2 separate regions of the Homo sapiens genome follow, and region 2 is linked to region 1. Evidence: chromatin loops called from intact Hi-C (ENCODE). Cell type or tissue: adrenal gland. All regions are shown on one strand. Links, peaks and the distances in the headings refer to the core of each region. The heading gives the core; the rest is flanking DNA.

The links. Peaks named below come from ENCODE experiments on the same cell type or tissue, not always from the same donor. Only the 100,000 strongest peaks of a DNase experiment are listed, where the experiment ranks them.
Region 2: it touches region 1 in a loop (2.9-fold over the local background); 32 of 110 quality-filtered maps call a loop at or near these places.

What each region holds. Positions count from the first base shown.
Region 1 is chr5:171,624,463-171,635,452 of GRCh38, forward strand. No RefSeq gene overlaps it. Among named protein-coding and RNA genes, the nearest start is that of SMIM23, 160 kb to the right of the region's middle. In adrenal gland, for the core only: a CTCF peak has its summit at 5,780; a DNase peak (open chromatin) is centred at 5,766; H3K27me3 peaks cover 1,024 bases.
Region 2 is chr5:171,829,245-171,840,234 of GRCh38, forward strand. It overlaps LOC105377725 (a long non-coding RNA gene), which reads right to left and starts at 6,463. Exons shown (of 4, transcript XR_001742985.3): 1 at 3,526-6,463. LOC107986476 (a long non-coding RNA gene) reads right to left here. Exons shown (of 3, transcript XR_007059052.1): 3 at 10,349-10,990. RefSeq lists a silencer at 5,861-6,155. In adrenal gland, for the core only: no CTCF peak of the experiment used is centred there; no DNase peak of the experiment used is centred there.

The sequences.
Region 1 (10,990 bases), core at 1,936-9,935:
GCGCCAGACAGATTTGGGTTCAAGACTCAGCTTTGCCACTCACACTTTGCTGGGGCAAGTCACTGGACTTTCCAGGCACCAGAACGCTCTGCAGATGCAAGAGCTCATGCCTGACCTGGAGTAGGTGCTTCTGTTTTTGTCTGTTGACCTTCTATTGCTGAGGCAACTGCATGCTTGAAACAGTTCACTAAAAACACAGGTGTGTGGAACTGGCCATTCCACATGGTGTGCAGGCAAGAGGAAAACCTGTCAGGAAACGTCAGATCATTCTCATTTGGGCAAAGAGCAGGGAGAGGATGGTTTCCTTTGAATTTTAATATTTGTGCCCACATGGATTCCATCTCAAAGGAAGAAGATCTTGTTTTCCCTGGGCTGTGCTCACTCCATACTCCTCTCTAGATCTCTAGATCTCTGTGGACTCTAGAGTCAGAGCAATTATTATTATTGAAAGAAAAAGTTACAGTCAATTATTGTGTTTATACATGATATCAGGCACGGGGCTGGGTGATCTGACTACATTATTCCTGGACTTCACAGTGACACTCTCAAAGAGTTTGTAACTCATTTTACAGATTGGGAAACCAAGATTCAGAGAGACAAATGACTTGCCCAAGAACATCCTACGTGGAAATGGGGGAGGCAGCTTTCTGCCTGGCCTGGCTCCAGAGCCTAGGTCCTCCCAAGCCCACCCCAGAGGAATGAACTGAACAAGCTTCTGGTAGCTTCATCTCCCCATCTGGTCACCAGGAATAATAATGGGATGTCCTGCTGGGAGGCAGAGCCTCTGCAAAGGTACCCAGAGGGGAACCCTGTAGACGTGGCAGGGACCTGGAACACTTCTGCTGCCTCCCTTCCACCCTCATCACCTGCTTCCCCCAACAACACCCCCGCCCCACCCCCCACAGATATTCCCTACCCCCTCCCCCACCACATCCACTATCCGGAACCTGGAGAAAGGGAGAGCTGGGGAAATGGGGGTAGTGATGTCCATCAAGTTGTTCCTCCAGACTGTGGTGCCCCTTCTTTGTGGTTCCATTCTGACCTTTGGCCTCTGGATAGGGACCCTCCTGCCGGCCCCTACCAGTGTCAAAAACCACCAGGAGAAGCTTCCAGGATGGAGAAAAGAGAAGGACCTGTCTCTCTGGCTGTCCCTCAGTAAGCAGCAGAAGAGAAATAGCTGGACCCTGATGTTCCATAAACACAAGCCGGTGGCGAGCCCAGTGAGGAAGGCTGTGGGAGAGGAAGCGGGAGCAGAGAGGGCAACACCCCACAATCTGGATATGGCAACCCTTAGTTACACGCGAGACGGCTCTGAGAGGTGAGGCAGTGCCACGGATGAGCTGCATAGCAGGAACCCAGAGCCAGCTTGGGCTGACTTTGGACACGAGGCTAAGCCCAGGACCTGGGAATGAGGAAGCGGCTGAGAATGAGCCTCCAATGGGGCTTGTGGTCATTGCCAACAGTGTGGTCCTGAGGACCCCAGCTGAGAGGAGGTGCCCCCAAAGGGCTGTCATGAGACAGACACCGCAACTGTCCCTGGGAAGGGAGGGTCTGTGGCTGTCCTACTTGTTCCCTGTCTTGGGGGAGAGAATTGGGGGTGTCCCTGGATGAGCGGAGAGCCCCTCCGGAAGCAGAGGCACCATCGGGACAGAGGAAAATCTAAGAAGCTCTGGCACAGTTCCTGCTTCCACTACCTTCACCTTTCTTCTTCTTCTTAGAAAATATCAATGTGGAGACAGCTTTATTGTTTTAGAGCAGTAATACATTCTCCTTTTTTTTTGTAATGTCAAAATACAGGTAGGCAAAAAAAGAGACAATAAAAATGCCCAGAGAAGGTCACTGTCCCTCAGGCTCACTTGGTGTATATATACCTTGTGGAACGGCGATTGCTTCTCCCCTGCTTAACACATTGTGAGCACGTTTCCGTGTATACACACCTCTATCGTGATTTTAAATGCGTCCATAACATTCCAAGGATCATCACAGTTTTTTAAACCAATGCCCTAGTGTTGAGCATTTAGGTTGTTTCCAGTATCTCACGGTGAGACGTCTTTCTACTCCTGAGACTCCCTCCCGAGCAGTGGTGTTGCTGTGTTAAAGAGCATGAGCATTTTGTAAGTCTTTGGTGGCCAAAGTGTGCCCTGGGAAGATCTGTCACTCTACCACCCCAGAAAGTATCCAGAGTGCTGTTCCTTCTCACTGTGTTCAAAGCTGGATATGAGTGATCACTTTTTAATCTTCGGTGACCCGATAAGTGAAAAGAAAATCTTGTTTCCACGTGAATGTCTTTGACTACTGCCTCTGCTTTCTTCATTCATTTATTCAACAAAAATGTATTGAGTGCTTATCTTGTGCCAGGCATCCTCTATTGCAGGAAGGGTGGTGGTGCATATTTTAAGCAGAAAATCAAACAATCTCTCCATTACGATTGCAGTCAGTGTTATGAGGAATGGTGGCCTGGGGGAGATGGGCTAGTGGGAGCTTTGGCCTCTTCCACAATCTCTATCAGATTTGATTTTCCTTGCTATGGAAAATGGACCCTTCTCAATGTCATATAAAATTCTCTGTAAATGCAGCTGCATTTCACCCTCGCCCCTACCCCTCTAACCAGATATTCTTCTAAGCACTTCCAACAAAGATATTTCCAGCAACCTTGTTAAGAAGAGCAAGTGCAAGGGGCTATTTCTCTGGCAAGAAAGTCTAGACTATTATCCAAGGCCTGTTTGGGGTGCATTTTCTTCAAAAAGCCTCTGGTTTTCACCAAGACAAACCCCTCTCTCTTTATCACACACTGAAAATCTCTTTAAAAGACTCAATAAACGGAGTAATAGAATCAAGGGTGAATTGTCTTCTCCCCTCCAGTGTAGGTGGACAGAATAAATTCTCTGCATCCCCAGGAGCTCCAGGCCTGGGATGTGGTCCATGAGAAGTAAGTAAGGTGGGTGCTCTTACATACCTATTGTTTTCAACATCTTTTTCAACTGGGAGAATCTTTTTTTTTTTGAGACAGAGTCTCACTTTGTTGTCAGGCTGGAGTGCAGTGGCACAATCTCGGCTCACTGCACACTCCGCCTCCCAGGTTCAAGTGATTCTTCTGCCTCAACCTCCCAAGTAGCTGGGACTAAGAGGCGCATGCCACCACCCAGCTAATTTGTTGTATTTTAAGTAGAGACAGCGTTTTACCATGTCGGCCAGGATGGTCTCAATCTCTTGACCTTGTGATCTACCCGCCTCGGCCTCCCAAAGTGCTGGGATTACAGGTGTGAGCCACCATGCCCGGCCTCAACTGGGAGAATCTTTTCATGATAACTGAGGTTCACAGAACACTTTCTGGGTGCTTGCTTGAATTCACAGATAAGACAATGAATGGCTCAGAAGGGTTGGAGGCCAGCCCAAGGTCACATAAGCAGGAAGGGGGCTAGATGTGAATCCAACTCCCCTGGACCCTGGGGCAGGACCCATGCTCTTGCATTACAGTGAAGTTCCAACTCTGTGCCTCCTTCCTTCCTCTTTGGAACTAAACCCCTGGGAGTCCCTGGCCTTTTGGATTCTGAAGCTTCTAAGGAAGGGATTTTGCCAGAGGTGCCCTGGCCTGGCACTTGTTGGTACCCTCAATTGCAAACTGAGTCCAGAAGCCTGGCAGCCAGAGTGTCTGTCCAGATAGGCATCTGGGCAGTGCCCACAGATGGCCCCAGTGTGATGGGCAATGCGTTAGGCATACTTTCCTTGCTGACTGATGTCATGAGCTCATTAGAGCAACGGGGTTTATAGTACAAGGCAACTATCCAGACAATAAATTAAGCTGCACAATTTAGCACTTAATTATCCTCTCTCTCATCTACTTCACTCTTGTTCCCGGGTGTCTGTCTGGGCCCTCCAGCTAGATGGTAAGATCTTCCCTCTGCCTCACGCCCCACAGTCAATCCATCATGCAGCCCCGTTGGGGCCATCTCGGGAACATCTCTCAAATACTTTCCCTTTTCCACATCCCCACAGCCTTGACCGCAGCCAGCTCTCACTCTCTCTCCCCACTGGATTATTGCCACCCTGGTCTCTCCCGCTTCAATTCCCCTCTCTGCTCCGCCCAAGTTACACAAGCATGGCTTCCCTTGGTCTGAAATCCAAAGTCCCAAAGGTCTTGGCATCCAAAGCCCTTCATGCCCAGGGTGTCTTGCCTGCCTTACCAGCCTCCTCTTCCCAAACCCCCATGTTGGCTGCCCTCCCGCGCAGAATACTAGCTTGAAGATCTTCCCTTATTAGGATCAAAGCCAGCCTCCAGGCTATTTCAATACACGAACTTCTGTATACTCAGTTTCCTCCACGTGGAATATCCCCCTCCCCACACTGACAGCCCTGCCACTCAATTTGCAAACTCATTCTCATCCCAGCAGCCTGCTCTGGAATCTCCTCCTTCAGGAAGTCTAGGGGTATTTACTTGGCAAGCCCTACAGCTGAATCTCTTCATTTCCCATCCCCTCAAAGCCCACCCCAGAGGACGCGCTTCCACAGGGATGCCCCAGATAATAAGATCAACAGGACTGTCTATCTGTGGAGGGCATGGATGGCTACAAAGCACTCTCCCACCCTTGCACTTTGGAGTCCTTATTGTTAAATCCTCAGAATCAAACCACCAAGGATCCCTTTTACAAATCCTTTTATAGATGAGGAAACTGAGGTTCAGATTACAGAGCCAGGTCCCCCTGCCCAACCCTGCCTACGTCTAAAGAGCAGGGACAGTGTTCTAGGGCTCAGGGAGAACAGGCAAGAGGACCCCATGGGGGCACCATGATGGGGGGACGACCATGGAGGACAGGGATGGGGGACAGTCTGAAGCAGGGCTGTCTTTTAATCCAAAGGAGGCTTGGCTGGTCAAATCACAGCACCTCCACCAGGCGTTCCCTTCTGCTCCTCCATTTTGCAGGTGGGTGAATGGAGGCTCAGAGAGAGGGAGGGAGGAGCAGAGGACAAGGTCACAGAGAAATAGGGACCAAGTTAGAGTCAGGTGTCCTGGCTCCCGGTCCAGCTGACCCAGTGGGCTGCAGGTCAGGGAAATCACGTGGTCGCTCCTTCTCTCTGTCCTCCCTTCCCCGAGGGCTTCCTCCATTTCCTGCGTGCCTCCTGGCAGCCAGGCCTCACCCTTGTTTTTAAAGACACAGAGGGCCCCTGTCTGATTTCCTCATTGTGCCTGGCACATAGTGGGTGCTGGGTAAACACTTTTTTTGAGTGGCTTAATTACTGAGTAAGTGAATGAGCACTGGAATTGTAAGATTCCCAGAAGGACCTAAAGCCCTTTATGGGCACAGGTCACAACCATCCTATGAGATCAGTGTCATCACACCCATCTTACAGATGAGGGCGCTGAGGCTCACGGAGGGAACAGAATTCAACCAAAGCTCTATGGTTAGAAAGCAGTTCTCAGCCATCCTAGGAAATAAAACATTACACATGCTATATATATTTTAAAGCAAGGATGTTTTCCTTCTGGTGTCGAAACAGGAAAAGCTCCCTGAGAAGCCCATTGTAAATATCATCGCTTCTTCTCAGGCCTCTGTCAGCTTATGTTATTTTATTTATCAACATTCAGTAGCGTGTGGATTCAAGAACACGTCCTCGAGTGGAACGCCAAAGAAGATGCCTGCTCTAGGGGCCAGAGCGCGCTCCGAGCAGGAAGCCCGGGGCGGGCCGTCATCCAGGCGCAGGGCTGGGTGGGCGTGGGCAGCCCTTCCCAGCGCCTCTGTCTGGGTGGAGCGGCAGGTTGGAGTTGCAGCGGCGTCTCCCTCATTTCCATAAGGGGGAGCCTGTGCGCAGGAGATCCCGTCCCAGCCCGCGCAGCCTCGCCATCCTGGGACCCGCTCCGTCAGGAGTGGCCATTCGGGTGGCACCAGCAGATGTCTACCCTCGAGGGGAGCCACAAGGTTCTGTGCAAACTCTGCCTTCCTCCGTTTATCCTCGTGTCCCCAAGGAAAATGAAGGGGACCACCCAAGGCCCCGTGTAGAAAGAACGTAGCTTTGGGGACAGACGGGACTGGGGCCCCCCTGGCTCCATCCAGGACTAGCTGCATGACCTTCAGCTGGTTACCTCCCCTAGTCCTCAGTTTATCTGTAAAACGGAGCAATACCAATTTTAGAAAGTAATGCAGAGCAGCGACAGACAGTGTCTGGGGCACAGTAAATTCTTTAAAATAAAAGAAATATTAATTACCCTGGTGATTGTTGTCTGGATTATTCATGCAAGTCCTAATTGCCACCCCAACCTTCACAGAAATTTCTGCTCATCCAGGTCCCTGGCTGAGCCTTCAGGGTGATTTACTCAGGGGCTGTGGCCTCCCTGGGCCCAGATGTAGACAAACCCAGCAGAAAGGCATTTTGAGCTTGTGGTTGCAAATATAAAACCAGGTGCTTCTCTTAACAGAAATGATGACAGAGCAAAAGTACCAAAGACTATTTGAGAGAGAGAGACAGAGAGCGCTCATAGCTGAATTCCTACCCAGATTCAGCAACCAGTTTCTCTTTTTTTTTTTACACATCCCCACCCCTAGTCCACACACGTGTTTTGGGACTGTAATATACCAGGTGCTGTTTTATTCCTGACGTGCTGTGGCCTTTGGTCTGAATCACTCCATCTCCTTTTGTTTGGTTCCTGCCAGAAAGCAAAGCACATATTTCACTGTCCCTTCCCCTGGGAGAACTTCTTTGCTGGCCTCCCTTTGCACACCTTCATGGAGCTGCGTTCGGGATAGAACGATGGCATGGCCACACAATCTGCTGCCCTTCGGCCACTTTCTTACACTTTTCTTTTTTTTCCCCAACATAGAAATAGCATATTCTCCCTGATTACTAAAGTAATACATGTGCATCATAAAACATTGGGCAGTTCAAAAGACGAAAGTCACCCAGAGATAACCACCGCTAACATTGTGTCTTATCCTATCAGACTTTCGTGTGTCTGGTGCACACACAAACCTAGTTACAACAAGGAAATCTTACAGGATATGCTGTCGTGTATTCCGATTTTCTTTGTCTGCCTATGTGGTTTTCTTGATCATTCTAAATGGCTCAGAATCATTTCATTGTACGGCAATGTACAATAAAATGTATATACACCAACATGGTGAAACCCTGGCTCTACTAAAAATGCAATATTTAGCTGGACATGGTGGTGTGCACCTGTAGTCCCAGCTACTTGGGAGGCTGAGGCACAAGAATCACTTGAACCGGAGAGGCAGAGGTTGCAGCGAGCCGAGATTGTGCCACTACACTCTAGCTTGGATGACACAGTGAGACCCCATCTCAAAATAAATAAATAAATAAAATATAATGTATACACAATAAAATGTATATGTAAAGTGACTGACAGCATAGTTCATTTAACCAAAATCTCGTATTTTTGGACATTTAGGTTGTTTCCTTTTTCTTTTCTGTTCTTTTTGTTTTTTAAGCCTTTAGTTTGGAAATAAATATAAATTCATAGGAAGCTGCAAAGATAATACAGACAATTCCTATGTACCCTTCATCTGGTTTTTCCCGATGGTGGCATCTTACATAACTCTAGTACAATGTCAAAGTCAGGATATTGACGTGAGTGCAGTCTGTGTGTATAGTTCTAGGTCATTTTATCCCATGTTGATGATCTGTGTAACCACCACCACAATCAAGACACAGAACTATTCCATCATCATCATGATTTCCCTCGGGATACCCTGGAGGATCACACCCGCTCATCTCTCCTCTTCTTCCTAACCACTGGCAATCGCCAGCCTGTTCTCTAGCTCTATACTCTTGTCATTTTGAGAAATATATTATATATATATATGTGTATATATATATATATAAAACGTTATGTATGTATGTATATTGATTTGATTTTTCGTGTGTGGCATGTGTGTAGGAGGTGAACGAGAGGAGAGTGGGAAGGGCAAAGTTTTCTCTGAATCATCCAAACTTGCCCAGCCTAGTGGCTGTTCAGCACTTGAAGTATGGCTACTTCAAATGGAGATGTGCTGTAAGTATAAAATGCACACTGGATTTGAAATCCTTAAAAAAATTAGAAAGAAAGAAAACTCATTTGTCATGTTTTGTATCGACTATACACTAAATTTATAATATGTGGATATATATTAAGTTAAGCAAAATATATAATAAAATTATTTTTACCAGTTTCTCTTTACTTTTCTAATGTAGCTACTGGAAAATTAAAACTTATGTATGTGGCTTGCACTTGCGGTTCACACTGTGTTTCAGTTGGGCAGCAAGGGCCCAAACCCTCCCTCCCACAGCCCTTTAGGATCCACGGTGGGCAGGGACAGTGTGGTGGCCAGAGCCAAGGCCTCAGCTCTCAGCCACCGCAAGACAGTCAGCTGGTCCCTGTGGTTCTGGTCTCAACAGCCAGTACACAACCACAGACCCCACAGTGTGGTGGAAAAGAGCTTGAGGTCAGAGAGACCTTGGTTTCAATCCTAGCTCCTTTAGAGTGTTCTTGGATTTGAACTTTTATCCCCTTCCATTTCCTTATTCCTAAAATGGGGGAACTCACCCCATAACATTTATGGAGACTTTTTTTTATTCAACCAATTGTTACTGAACCTACTACATGCTTTCGCAGCCTAGAAGGAGGCTCACGTGGCGCTCCAGCGCTCATTGGACCCTCTTTGCTGCCTCCAGAGACACTCTCTCGCCCAGGCAGGAGTGCAGTGGTGCAATCTCAGCTCACTGCAACCTCGGCCTCCGGGTTCAAGCAATTCTCCTGCCTCAGTCTCCTGAGTAGCTGGGATTACAGGCACCTGCCATCATGCCTGACTAATTTTTGTATTTTTGGTAGAGATGGGGTTTCATCATGTTGGTCAGGCAGGTCTCAAACTCCTGACCTCAAGTGATCTGGCCACCTCAGCCTCCCAAAGTGCCGGGATTACAGGTGTGAGCCACTGCACCAGGCCCTGCTCAGCACTTCTTATGAGCCCACTGGCTGCCTGTGCTGAGATTCACCTCCGCCATTCCTTTATGACTTTAGCTAAGCCAGTCCCTTCTCTGTTTCTCAATTTTCTCATCTATGGAATGGGGATGATAACATGACCCACCTCACAGGGTGGCTGTGAGGGTTAAATAAGATACATGGAAACATAATTCCTGGACTTTTGTAGGTGCGCAAACTGGTAGCCTCTGCTATTATTGTTATTATTAGTAGTAGTGTTATTTTCTTTGTTTTAGAATCCCAGTGATTTCAAGGGCACTCCCAGGAGAGACGACCTAGGAACACAGAGGAAAGATCTGGAAGGATTTGTCAGTCTGCATGTGATGAGATGAGACCTTGGGCCTTTGAGGAGTTTATGAAAAATTCTATTGTTCAAGTGACAAATATGTCCTGGACATCGTGTGGCTCGTGTCAAGAAGGGCCTCCTGCTCTTGGTCATGCTAAGAAGATGGGCTCTGTCTTCTCTAACTGAAAAGGGTTACTGCTGCTGGCTGCCAACCCAGGCTCCATCCTCCTGTTTCAGATGCTGTCGATGCCCCGCCCATTGCCTCACCTCCATCTGCAAACACCTGCAATTCTCTGCCTCAGGGATTTTTTCTATCTGTGGAAACTTGCTAGGTCTGAACTCAGGGCAACGTTAAAGTGCTGGTTAATGTACTGGAAGGAAGTATCCCTGAACTCAGGATAAACAGGGTGCTGTGGAGAAATACCTTAGCTTCCTGGCCCTAGTTCGGGTTACCTCCGAGGTGTGTTCCACATCATCTCCCAGGTTTCTCAGTGGCCTCAGCTGCAGTTACCCACAGTAGCAACTGGCCTGATGAAAGCTGTCTTTCCTCCTCTGTCCCACTTCCTCATTCTCCTGCTGGTGTTTCCAAATAAGGAAGTTCAAGTGTAAGTTCTGCTTCTAGAAGAACCCAACAAAGATACTCTTTTTCTTCTTTTTTGCATAAGTTATTCCCCCTACTACAGAGCCATATGCTTTGGAAGAGGTTGACCCTTCTCCAATTCCAGGCTATCCCTTGTACCTTGACAAATAATCACGTCAGGAATCATCAGATAACTTAAGTCTATCTAAGCAGAGGCAAGAGCATACCTGCTGCTAGACATAGTCTTCTCCCCTCTACCAGTGAGCTACTGGAAAAGGTACTTGGTCCTCTTCTGGACATTGCTATACTTGGATGTGATGCCTGGGACTTCTGGTGCCATCTTGTTTGGATTTTTGGAATGAAGCCATCATTGCAGATGACAGAGCAGAGAGATGGAGAAACTCTGATGACAGCATTGAACTATGGGTCCAACCCACCCTGAAGCCACTGTGCCTCTGAAACTCTTACATGAGATCATAAATTTTAAGGAAATTTAAAGCCACCCTTGAATTTGAGACCAGGTTTTTATTACTTGTGTCTTTCTACTAACAAAAGCATCTTAACTGCTACCCCATGTATCTTTTCAGTTTGTCTTCATACAGCTCAGAGAGCTTGCAATTATTATTGACATCCCGAATTTGCAGATGGGGGTTGGATACAGATGAAAGCCCTCTCTAGGTGTGGGAGGTCTCTTTGTGGGTCCATGCAATAACTAATCTCTTGAGAAACTGCAGGTATTATTACAAATGGAAGGTCAAGTTCATGGGTGCTGTGGCAATTTCCTTTATAAAGTAAAAAACCCTTCCACAAAGTGACAGTCCATTTTCTAGTTTAGAAGTGAAATAATTATTGAAGGTGCAGCATATGTACTGCTATTGTCCCTATTTCATAGCTGAGAACACTGAGGCTCAGAGAGGGCCAGTCACTTGCCCAAGGTCACACAGCTCAGTGGGTAGAACTGCCGGACCTTCAGCCCTGGGTCTGACCCCAGTGCTTTTACCTCCATTCCAACCGGCTCCCATGGCATCTGCCTTGGGCTTAAACAAAAGTTGTGAAAGTACTTTGTAGACAGTGAGGATGCTCACTTCTCAGTTACCTGGCTCTGCCCTCACCCTCAACCTAAATTTAGCAGGGGCCAGCAAGCAGACCTCAGTCC
Region 2 (10,990 bases), core at 1,370-9,369, 200 kb after region 1:
GCCCTCTTGTCACCATAAAAGAAGAGCCTGAAACTTTTGCAGACACCACGTACAGCCTGTGAATAAAGCTGATGTGTAGATTTGTCGTGTTCTTTGCTGAACATTCTTAATATGTTTATGGAATTTTCAGCCTTATGAATCTTTTCTCTCTAAGGTAGAATTCAGAAAACTTATTTCTCTAGCCCCCTTTGCACCTAGCCGCTAGTCTATTCTAGGTGCCACCAACAAGATGTATTCATGTAGACTTTGAATATAATGTAAGAACATGGAAAAGGAGGCTCTTCTCAAAATCCAAGTTGCTAGAGAAGGTAGCACCAGAAACATCTGGTTGTGAGGGTGTTGGTAGTAGTTTAAAAGTGAAATTACTAGAACAGAAATAACATCAGTGCTGGCAGCAGTATTCATTGCACTGAAGTTGAGTTCCTGACAGCATTGTGAGATACAGAATTTAGTGCTTGGTAGTAGCAATGGCCACAGTTTTCTCAACAGATCAGTTCTCCAGCATTTTTAGGAATATTATTTCTGGAAACTTAGCCTTGAGCCTGATTCTTCTGCCTTTGCAACAATTCTACATTATTGCTATTCTTTCATTAAGCTCTTTTTCTGCTTATTAAGTCAGAGTCAGTTTCTATCATGCACAACTAAAAGTCTTCTCTGATTAAAAAAAATTTTTTAATTGGTACAAGGAGTAGGGTAATGAAAGTAACAGAACCTAAAATATGGCAGAAGAAGGATCTGATTATTACTGACAGAAGCTGATGAACATTCTTATGCAGTTGCAAACATTTGGTCAAAGTGCTGCCTGCTCTGCCTTAAGACATTATATCTATTAGGGATATGGAGTACAAAGAAATTATTGAAAATTCCAGAGTATTAATCCATGCTGGCCACTTCTTACTATTTTAACAGAGTCCTACAAGAGAGATGATTGCCAACAAGAGCTAGCCAGTCTTCTTCAAGCCAGTGGAAAAGATACAGCTTTGCTAAGGGAGGCACTATCTGACTACAACCTCTAATCTAAATTGACTGAGAATCCCATAATTTGAAGTCTGGTGGGTTGAAAAAGCTCAAGTAACAGCACAAACAACAGCCATAAAGCCACAGTGTTAGCAGGAAATTATATCAGTGCCAAAGCTGTTGTCTAGTACCTTCCCTTAAGAGTTTCCTGCCAAATAAAGAGGGAGCACCAACACACAAAGATCAAATTAAAGGAGATGTTTCTCCACCCAAGGTTGCTATTTTAAATTGCCCTGAAGAATCAGCCAATAAACCAAGGGCTAAAGGGCTGGATAGGGCACAGAGAGAGACAATGGGTTAAAAAAAAAAAACCATTTAGGCTTACCTACTCTGTCTAGATAAAATCTTTTGTGGTTACTTACATATGGAAGTCTCTGAAACCAAAGACTGGATCTCTATTACATTTTTGAGGAATGTATATTTCCAAACAATCTATGATAGCCTGTGACTGTTCAACTCTAAAAATAATCCTTGGGGATCAAACTTCTACCAAGAAGAAATGTGCAGTCCCCAGAAAAGACAGCAACCCCAATATCTTTCAGCTGTAGCTAAGGTAATAAGCAGGAAGTATCCTCCCACATCTTGTCCTGATGAGTGGACTGCACATTATTACTCAGAGATCCTGAGTTTCAAGATGGATGCAGTAACTGCCTTTGGACTTTGGACTGTACATAAAGTATATGTATAGAAATAAAAGCAAGTGGATGTTGGGTAACTAAAAGGGTGAACTATGGCAGACATTTTTAATCGGCCACCTAAAAGCCATTCATAACCTTCTTCCTTAATTTTCTTGGCAGCAAAGTTAAAATATTCACCTTCCCAGACACCTCTGCTGCCAAGGGTGGCCATATTACCCAGTTCTGGCCAATACAATCTAAGGAAAATTGCTGGACAAGGCTTCCAGGGAAGGTTTTTAAAAGAAATAGTTTCAGATGACATAAGTAAGGCAATTAACATTTTTCTTTCAAAAATAACAAAAATATTACATACAAAGTTGAAGACTCCTTCACCCTTCAACTCTAGTCTTTTACCCTCCCCTCATCTCCTGTTATCAGTTTAGTGTGCACCTTTCCAGACCTTTTCTCATGCATTTGAATACATACATACCTATACACACACACAGAGAGAGAGATAGAGAGAAAGAAGATATGTAATATTGTTGGGAGTTACCTAAATGGTATCATGCTAAGGGTATAACTCTGCAACTTGCTCTTCTTACTCAGTAACATGTTTTGGAGATATTTCCATACCATACTTGTAGATTGATATGGTTTGGCTCTATGTCCCACCCAAATCTCATCTTGTAGCTCCCATAATTCCCACATGTTGTGGGAGGGACCCAGTAAGAGATGACTGAATCATGGGGGCAGGTCTTTCCTGTGCTGTCCTCATGATAGCGAATGGGTCTCATGAGATCTGTTGGTTTTAACAACTGCAGTTTCTTTGCACAAGCTCTCTCTTTGCCTGCTGCCGTCTATGTAAGATGTGACGTGCTCCTCCTTGCCTTCCACCATGATTGTGAGGCCTCCCCAGCCATGTGGAACTGTAAGTTCAATAAACCTTTTTCTTTTGTAAATTGCCCAGTCTCAGGTATGTCTTTTTCAGCAGTGTGGAAATGAACTAATACATAGATCTTCCTCATTCTCTTTACCAGCTACATAGTTTCCCATAGTATGAATGCTCCACAATGTATTTTTTAAAAATAACTTTAACTTTTATGTTAGATTCAAAGGGTACATGAGTAGGTTTGTTACCTGGGTTTATTGTGTGATGCTGAGGTTTGGGGTGCAATTGATCCCATCACCCAGGTACTGAGCATAGTACCCAATAGTTAGTTTTTCAATCCTTTCCTTCTTTCCTCCCACTGTAGTAGTCCCTAGTGTCTACTGTTGACACCTTTATGTCCATGAGTCCCATTGTTTAACTCCACTTACAAGTGAGAACATGCAGTATTTGGTTTTCTGTTCCTGAGATAATTCACTTAGAATAATGGCCTCTAGCTGCATTCATGTTGCTGCAAAGGACATGATTTTGTTCTTTTTTATGGCTGCATAGCATTCCATGGTGCATATGTACTACATTTTCTTTATGCAATCCACCATTGATAGGTACCTAGGTTGATTCCATGTCTTTGCTATTGTGAATAGTGCTGTGATGAACATACAAGTGCATGTGTCTTTTTGGTAGAAAAATTTGCAAAATTTATTTAGCCATTTTTAAAACTGATGAGCACTTACACTCTGTCTCAGTGTTACTATGTATTATTTACTCTTGGAAACAGCGCTGCAATGAAAATTCTTGTATACAGTTCTTTGTGCACATGTGCAAGTATTTCTCTAAGGCAGATACTCAAAAATGTAATTTCTAGGTCATAGGCTATGCACATTTTTAATTTTTATGTCCTTTTAAAATTTTAATATGTCCTGCCAAATTTCCCTACAAGGTGGCAGTACAAATTTATAGCCTCTCTGCAGGGCGTGAGAATTCTCCACACTCTCACCAACTTACATTTTCTTTTCCAATCTGATGGGTAAGAAATGGCTTCTGGTTGTGTTCATTTGCAGTTTTCTGAGGAGCAGTGAGTTCAGCTTCGTTTATCAGACTCCTCTCTCAATCAGGTCTTTCCTGGAGCCTCAGCAGCTCAGTGGATTCTTATCAATGATCTGCATCATGTAAAGGGATGGACTTCGGAGTGGAAACAACAGAGTCTGGTCCTAATCTCTTTGCTGTAGTAACTCAGGGAAGTTAATGAGAGTGATGAGGAGATTAAAGGAGACAATGCATAGAAGGGATTTAGCCCAGTGCCTGATGCATCAAGAACACCCAATAAATGCTGGCTATCCTCACCAGCCTTATTATTATGATGATGATGACTATTATTATGACTACCATCTCCACTTCTCTCATGTGTGACAGATAGCTGCTGACATAATTTCCAGTGATCCCCACCCCATAGTATTCATGCCGTGTGTAATCCCATACCTTGAGTGGTGGGCTGGACCTAGTGTCTTGTTCCTAACAAACAGAATACACCAAAAGTGATGGAATATCACTTCCATGGTTAGCTTTAAAAAGACTGTGGATTCCATCTTGCTGACATGTTCCTATTGCTGTCTCCCTTCTTGTACACTTTGATGAAGCAAGCAGCCATGCTGGAGAGGCCCACATGGAAAGGAACTGAGGGAACCCTCCAGCCATCAGGAAATGAGGAGCTAAAGCTGGCAGCCTACCAGGAACTGAATCCCACCAACAACCATGTAAGTAAACTTGGAAGCAGATCTTCCCCAATCCAGCCTTCTGATGAGTATAGCCCAGATGAAGCCTTGTGTGCTGCCTGTGAGATACCCTGAAGCACAGGACCCAGCTAAATGATGTCCAGTTTTCACACCTACAGAAATTGTGAGATAATACATGTTGTTACTTCAAGGCACTAAGTGTTGGTGTGATTTGCTACACAGCAACAGCTTACTAATATATGATGTAAATTTCTTAAGGAAACAGGTTCCATTAACCATCTTTCTTAATCAGTAACATAAAATTCAGAATCACTCCCTAAAACCATGGCAATGGTGTATCTTTTACTGAAATAAACCTATTGAATACTTCCCAAAGACAAGATATTGTGAGTTATTTGGAAGAAAAGTGCTTCTGGGTATTTTAATAGCCCTAGCTTGATGTGTCACCTCATGTTTACAAAGGCAGAAGGCAAGGTAGTATGATTATAGGAGCAACGCTTGATGGTCAGACGGACTTGGCTTGGCTTTCAAGTTCAGCTCCTGGTGGCGTCACCTTGGGCTGTGTCACTTCTCCTCTCTGAGCCTCCAATTCCTCAACCACCCAGAGAGGTTAAAAAAGGAAAAGCTCCCCAACCACACATGGTTTTACTGTGGGAATGCAGAGATATATAACATCCAAGCACCTAACCCTCAGCAGGTACAGAAATACTACTCATTTTTTCCAAGACTTTTTTGACCTTGACATTTCTGCCCCTTCACAAACAGACAAAACACTGAAAAACATGTCACTGAAATGGAGAAGGAAAATGCCAGCTCTGTCGAGCTTGTATGAGAAGAAAAGGGAGGTCCAGGCTTTGCCACAGGATTAGGAATAAAAGCAGATGAAAGGTGGGACTCTATCCAGGAACAGGCCGTATTGAAAGGGAATTTTATCAAAATTGCAGTAAACAGTTGCCCTCTCTTCAGCCTTGGAAAGAAAAAAGAGAGAGAGAGATTGGAGTGTTACCTACAAGGGTGAGAGTTGATTTTTCTTTTAACTTTTCAGCTAATCTGTCACCTTCTATGTAATAAAGGGCTGAAAAATAAAAATCTATCCAGCTTTGGAGAGAACTTATCTGGGGTACTTTTACTACTTTTTTCCAAAAGAAATGCTGTGTCTAAAACCACAAACTTGCACCTGTTTCCCTTGACTTAAGGGCCCGAAAAGTGACGTTTTCAATTAGTAGATGCTTTTCTTTCCAAAACTGATCTTAAGACAAAGTTTTATAGCTAAAAAATTAATTTTCTTTCACTGCCCCAAAACCAAAAGATAAGACAAAAGAAGGAAAAGAAGAAAGAAAAAAGAAAGAAAGAAAGAAAGAAAGACCCTCTGTTTCTTCCCCCTTCTACTAAATTTTTCACTGTAAATGTTCAAGCTTTTCCTCTGCTAGGAGCACAAATCCTTTGAAATAGGAGTGAGAAACAGCCCAGGCCAATTCTGGCTGTGGCCCAGAGACAAGGCTCATCTGAGATGGCTCAGGAAGGGCTGGCAGTGATGGCTTGAGTTTCAGTTTGGCCAAAGCCCGCTTCTGTCTGCTCTCCTCCCTATCCAGAGGAGCAAATGCTGTCTAGACAGTCCAGCCCATAGATTATTTCCACTTCAGCTCCACTCCTTCACCTGCTCATGAGCGGCAAGAACTCATTGGTAAGAAGATCCTTGGATTCTCCGCATACAAGATGACCAGCAGGGAGAGGATGGGCGGGATGGGAAGGACCTATCTTTTGTGCTATGAAAAGCGGGCACAGACAATGAATGACTGTATGAGTCATTCCTACCCTCCAGGCCCTCTTTGAGTGAAGGCAGCTTTGAAAACCAATCGGGCAGGTGACTTTTTTAAAATGGGGAAATGGGACAGGCAGGCATGGTGGCTCACACCTGTAATCCCAGCACTTCGGGAGGCCGAGGAGGGCAGATCACCTGAGCCCAGGAGTTTGAGACCAGCCTGGCCAACATGGTGAAACCCCATCTCTACAAAAAAAAAAAAATTACAAAAATTAGCTGGGTGTGGTGGCGCACGCCTGTACTCCCAGGTACTCTGGAGGCTGAGGCAGGAGGATCACTTGAGCTCAGGACTTCAAGGCTGCAGCAAACCCTGACCATGACACTGCACTCCAGCCTGGGTGACAGAGTGAGACCCTGTCTCAAAAAAAAAAACAAAAAAAACAAATAGGGGGACAGGTTTAAGGAGTCGCAGTTGTATGTGCTCTTTTTCCTCTATTTTCCATCCAAACAATGTAATCAATCCAATCCAACAAGATTGACATTCTTACCCCAGAAGTGGAAGAGACAGAGTTCCTCCCCACCAGGCACCAGAGCAGGGCCCAGCGCTCTGAGTGGGGCGGCTAAGTTAGCAAATAAAAATACAGGCTATCCAGTTAAATTTGAATTTCAGATAAATAACTTTTTTCTACTAAAAAATTTTTTTCAATTATCTGAAAGTAGAATGTCACTGGGCATCCTGTATTTTATCCAGCAGCCCTGCCCATGGGGAGTTTGACTCTGGGAGGAGAGACCTGAAGCTACAGAGCGAGAGGTGACTCCCAGAGGCTTCCAGGCAGTCAACAGTCCAGGGAGCACAGCAAGACCCAGAGCCTGTAGTGCCCATGGTGGGAGTATATGTCCCACAGTGATGGTGCCAGTAGTGACATGTGAAAGGGACCATCACTGGGCAGGGTCTGCCTTCTGCCTCAGTTTCCCCCTTCCTGCCGAAAGGCCGTCTCCAGCTTTCCTCTTGATCCTGAGAGCTACCTGATAATCATCCATGAGATTCCTTCCATTATTATGCATTCTTCACTGCAGTTTTCCCAAGTGTATCCTCCTTCCCAGTTCCCAGGCCAGTCCCAGCACAGCGGTGAGGGTCAGAATCCCCACCTTGACCCAAATCCCTTAAAAAGGGCTGGCCACATCCCCAGGAGGCCAGTTCTCAGGAATACAGGCGGCAGCTCTGCTTGCTCTTGACCTTGGAGAACTCGGCCATGCTGTAGAAATCTTTCTACTTGGCCCTGGCCACCTTCCTCTCTGCTGTTCGTGGGCTCATGGGAGAGGGGCCATTTGTCAGGTGGATTTTAGTGCACCTCTGGGGCTGCTGTCCCAGTGCCCACTGCTTTTTATTTGCCTCCGAAGGCTGGTGCTGGCAGGGGCAGGAGTAGGCTTTGCACTCCATTTTTTCCCAATAAAGAGTCCCTCGAGTCCTCTTTCAGCTCAACTGAGAGTGGGTCGATGGAGCCACTTCCTAAAGAATCCTGAGGGGCACGGAGCAGGGGACACAGCACCTGCCAAATATGAGAGAAGGCGGTGGGGCCTGCCCTTGTGGCTCATTCCTAGAGGCCCCACCCCAGTCGGCCCAGGAACGCACCCTCTACCCGGTGACTCTGACCCTCCATCCCTCCTTCACTGTTTCCTGCATACCACGCTATTTAAAAAGAAGGGGCCTACACTGTGGCACACGTCTGTGGTCCCAGCTACTTGGGAGGCTGAAGCGGGAGGATTGTCTGGGCCCAGGAGTTGGGGGCTGTAGTCAGCCTTAATTGCCCACTGCACTCCAGCCTGGGAAAATAAAAAAAAAATAAAAATAAAAATTTTTAAAAAAGGGATTTGGAACAGTACAAATTCAGGTTTGAACCCTGGCTCTACCTCTCCCTGGCAGTAAGATCTCAATGGCTATACCTTGATGAACCTCAGCCTCCTCATCGTCAAATGGGGTAATAAATGAATCTAGTTCATGGGGCGTGGGTATGGGTGCAGTGAAATGACACAAGTGAGGTGCTTAAACAGTGCAGAGGGCACTCCTAGCCTTCCCTCATGCCCCCTCCTGCACCATAGGAGTCTTACTCTATCCCTGGAGATAGAGTTTGCTAAGTGTGCCAGAGACAGTGGTCTTGTCCTCCCCATCCTGACCAGAAACTCACATACAAGTGTGTCTACAGGATGCCACAGAGAGCAGCCTCAACCAGTGCTGGGTGACGGTGAATCATAATAACAATAAAAGCTGATCCCATTTATTTAGTGTCTTTATGTCCCAGGAACTGCAGAGGGGATAAATCAATAACAAAACCCCTTGCTTTCATGAAGTTTACATGTTTTATCTGTCAATCCTCACATTTGCCCTAGGAAATAAGTACCATTGGTGGGTTCATTTTACAGAGTAGGACACTGAGGCTCAGAGAGGGTGAGTGACTTGCCCAAGGCCACCCAGCTCAGTTAGTAAACTGGGATGCAAACCCAGGGACTCCAAAGCCTATCCCTTTATGACTGCTTGGTTTCACTTAAGCCTCAGGAGAAGGCTGTGAAGTTGGTTCCATTTTGCCAGTGATGAAGGAAAGAGGCTCAGTCAGGTGAAGTCACTTGCCCCAAGTCACCAGGTAGGTCAGGCACAGAGCTTTCAGTGAATGCCAGTGTGTCTGACTCCACAAGGCCATGGGCCCCTCATCTTACCACTAGAAGGGCCACCTCTCAGCATCCCTGGAGGAAGCCAGCAGAGCATGGAGCTGAGGGTCCCTCAAAACACTCTCATTGAAAGAGATCCCAATCCAACTCAGCGGCATTGAGAAAGGCAGCTGCACACCTTAGAGGAGCCTCCTCCTCCAGACATGGCCAGCTCCCGGGACCACCAGGGAGCCCGCCCAGGAGGGAGATGCTGACTTTTTCCAGCCACATTTCTAGTTCTCCCCGCTCCTTCCTTTTGGGAGGCCAATGGGCACCACGTGGACCACAGCCCCGCCCTGCTCAGCCCAGGCATGAAGCCTCAGGAAGCCCAGCCCATCGGAGTACTTGCTCAGTGGCTCCTGCCCGAGTCCATATCTGCTGGAAGAAAGCCGCCGCTCCCCCGAGCTCCCCTCTGGGCACCCCCTAACAGCACCTGCCAACCAATGAAGTGACGTCTGGAGCCCACTCTCCACAGCCCCTACTCAAAGCTTCCCAAAATGATTTTTCCCTTCTGGAAAGCTGTTTTTTGTTTGTTTGTTTGTTTGATTGATTGATTGACTGATTGATTTTGAGACAGGGTCTCACTCTGTCACCCAGGCTGGAGTACAGTGGCGCCATCTCGGCTCACTGCAACCATCGCCTCCTGGGTTCAAGCAATCCTCCCACCTCAGCCTCCCAAGTAGCTGGGATTGCAGACACACAGCGACTCTCCTGGCTAATTTTTGTATTTTCTGTAGAGACGGGGTTTCACCACGTTGCGCAGGCTGGTCTCAAACTCCTGGATTCAAGCTATCCACCCGCCCCAGCCTCCCAACATGCTGGGATTACAGGCGTGAGCCACTGCGCCTGGCCTAGAAAGCTCTTTTTCTTTTTTTTTTAACCCAAACTACATTTTTAATTTTCCCCTGCCAGCACCCCAGCCTACTGCACACATTAGAAACATTGGTAGGAATAGTAGTTTCTCCAGCCCTGTCCTACATGGCTTCAGAGCTAAGGTGGGAATTCCTGCTTAATGGAAGAGGCTAGTGCAAACTTGGCTCAATTTTTACCATATTTGCTACCTCTAGCTATTAGAATTAGACATACCTGGGTGTACATACAAGCACTGTCCTTGCACATGGTGATTAAATTAGGGGTGGGCTATTTTAATAATTTGTTAACTAGTTCTCCTGTGTATTACTCAGGAATTTTAACTGTAAGTGACAGAAATCCAACTCAACTAGGTTCAAGAGGGGAAAAAAAAGGAGAGGTGGGATTTAGGTACTTATTGGATCATGAAACTCAAGAGTCCTGGATAGTATTAGTTTCAACTTCAGGCACAGCTGGATCCAGGAGCTCAAACAAAGTCAAGCCTCAGTCTCTTACCCCATCTCTGTGTTTTTTTCTGTGTTAGCTTCTGTTATGCGCTGAATTGTGCTCCTCCCACCTCCAGTATGTTGAAATCCTAACCCCGGGTACTTCAGATGTAACTATATTTTCTGACAGGGTCTTTAAAGAGGTAATTAAGGTTAAGTGAGGTCATTAGGTGGACCTTAATCCATTATGAGTTGTGTATGGCCGGGGCACAGTGGCTCACGTCTGTAATCCCAGCACTTTGGGAGGCCAAGGCAGGCGGATCACAGGGTCAGGAGTTCCAGACCAGCCTGGCCAATAAGGTGAAAGCCAGTCCCTACTAAAAATACAAAAATTAGCTGGGCATGGTGGCTTGTGCCTGTAGTCCCAGCTACTCGGGGGGCTGAGGCAGGAGAATCACTTGAACCAGGAGGTGAAGGTTGCAGTGAGCCGAGATCAGGTCACTGCACTCCAGCCTGGGGACAGAGTGAGAGACTCCATCCCAAAAGAAAAAAAAAAAAAAAGGAGAAGAAGAAAAGGAGGAGATTGGGACACAGACACACACACATACAGAGGGAAGACCATGTAAAGACACCAGAAGAAGACAGCCACCCATCTACAAGCCGAAGAGAAGCCTCAGAAGAAATCAACCCTGCTGACACTTTGATCTTGGACTTAGCCTCCAGAATTGTGGGGAAATAAATTTCTGTTGTTTAAGCTCCCCAGTCTGTGATACTTTGCTATGGCTGCCCAAGGAAACTAATGCAACTTTGTTGTCAAGCAACCTGTCTTCACATGGTGACAGCATGGCCCCTGCAGCTCCTGGTGGAGATACCCAGCTCAGCAACCTCAGGAGACAGTCTCTTTTCTGCAACAAGTCTAACAAAAATCTCAGAACTGAGTCTCATCGGTCGGCCTCTGGTCACATGCACCCTCCTGA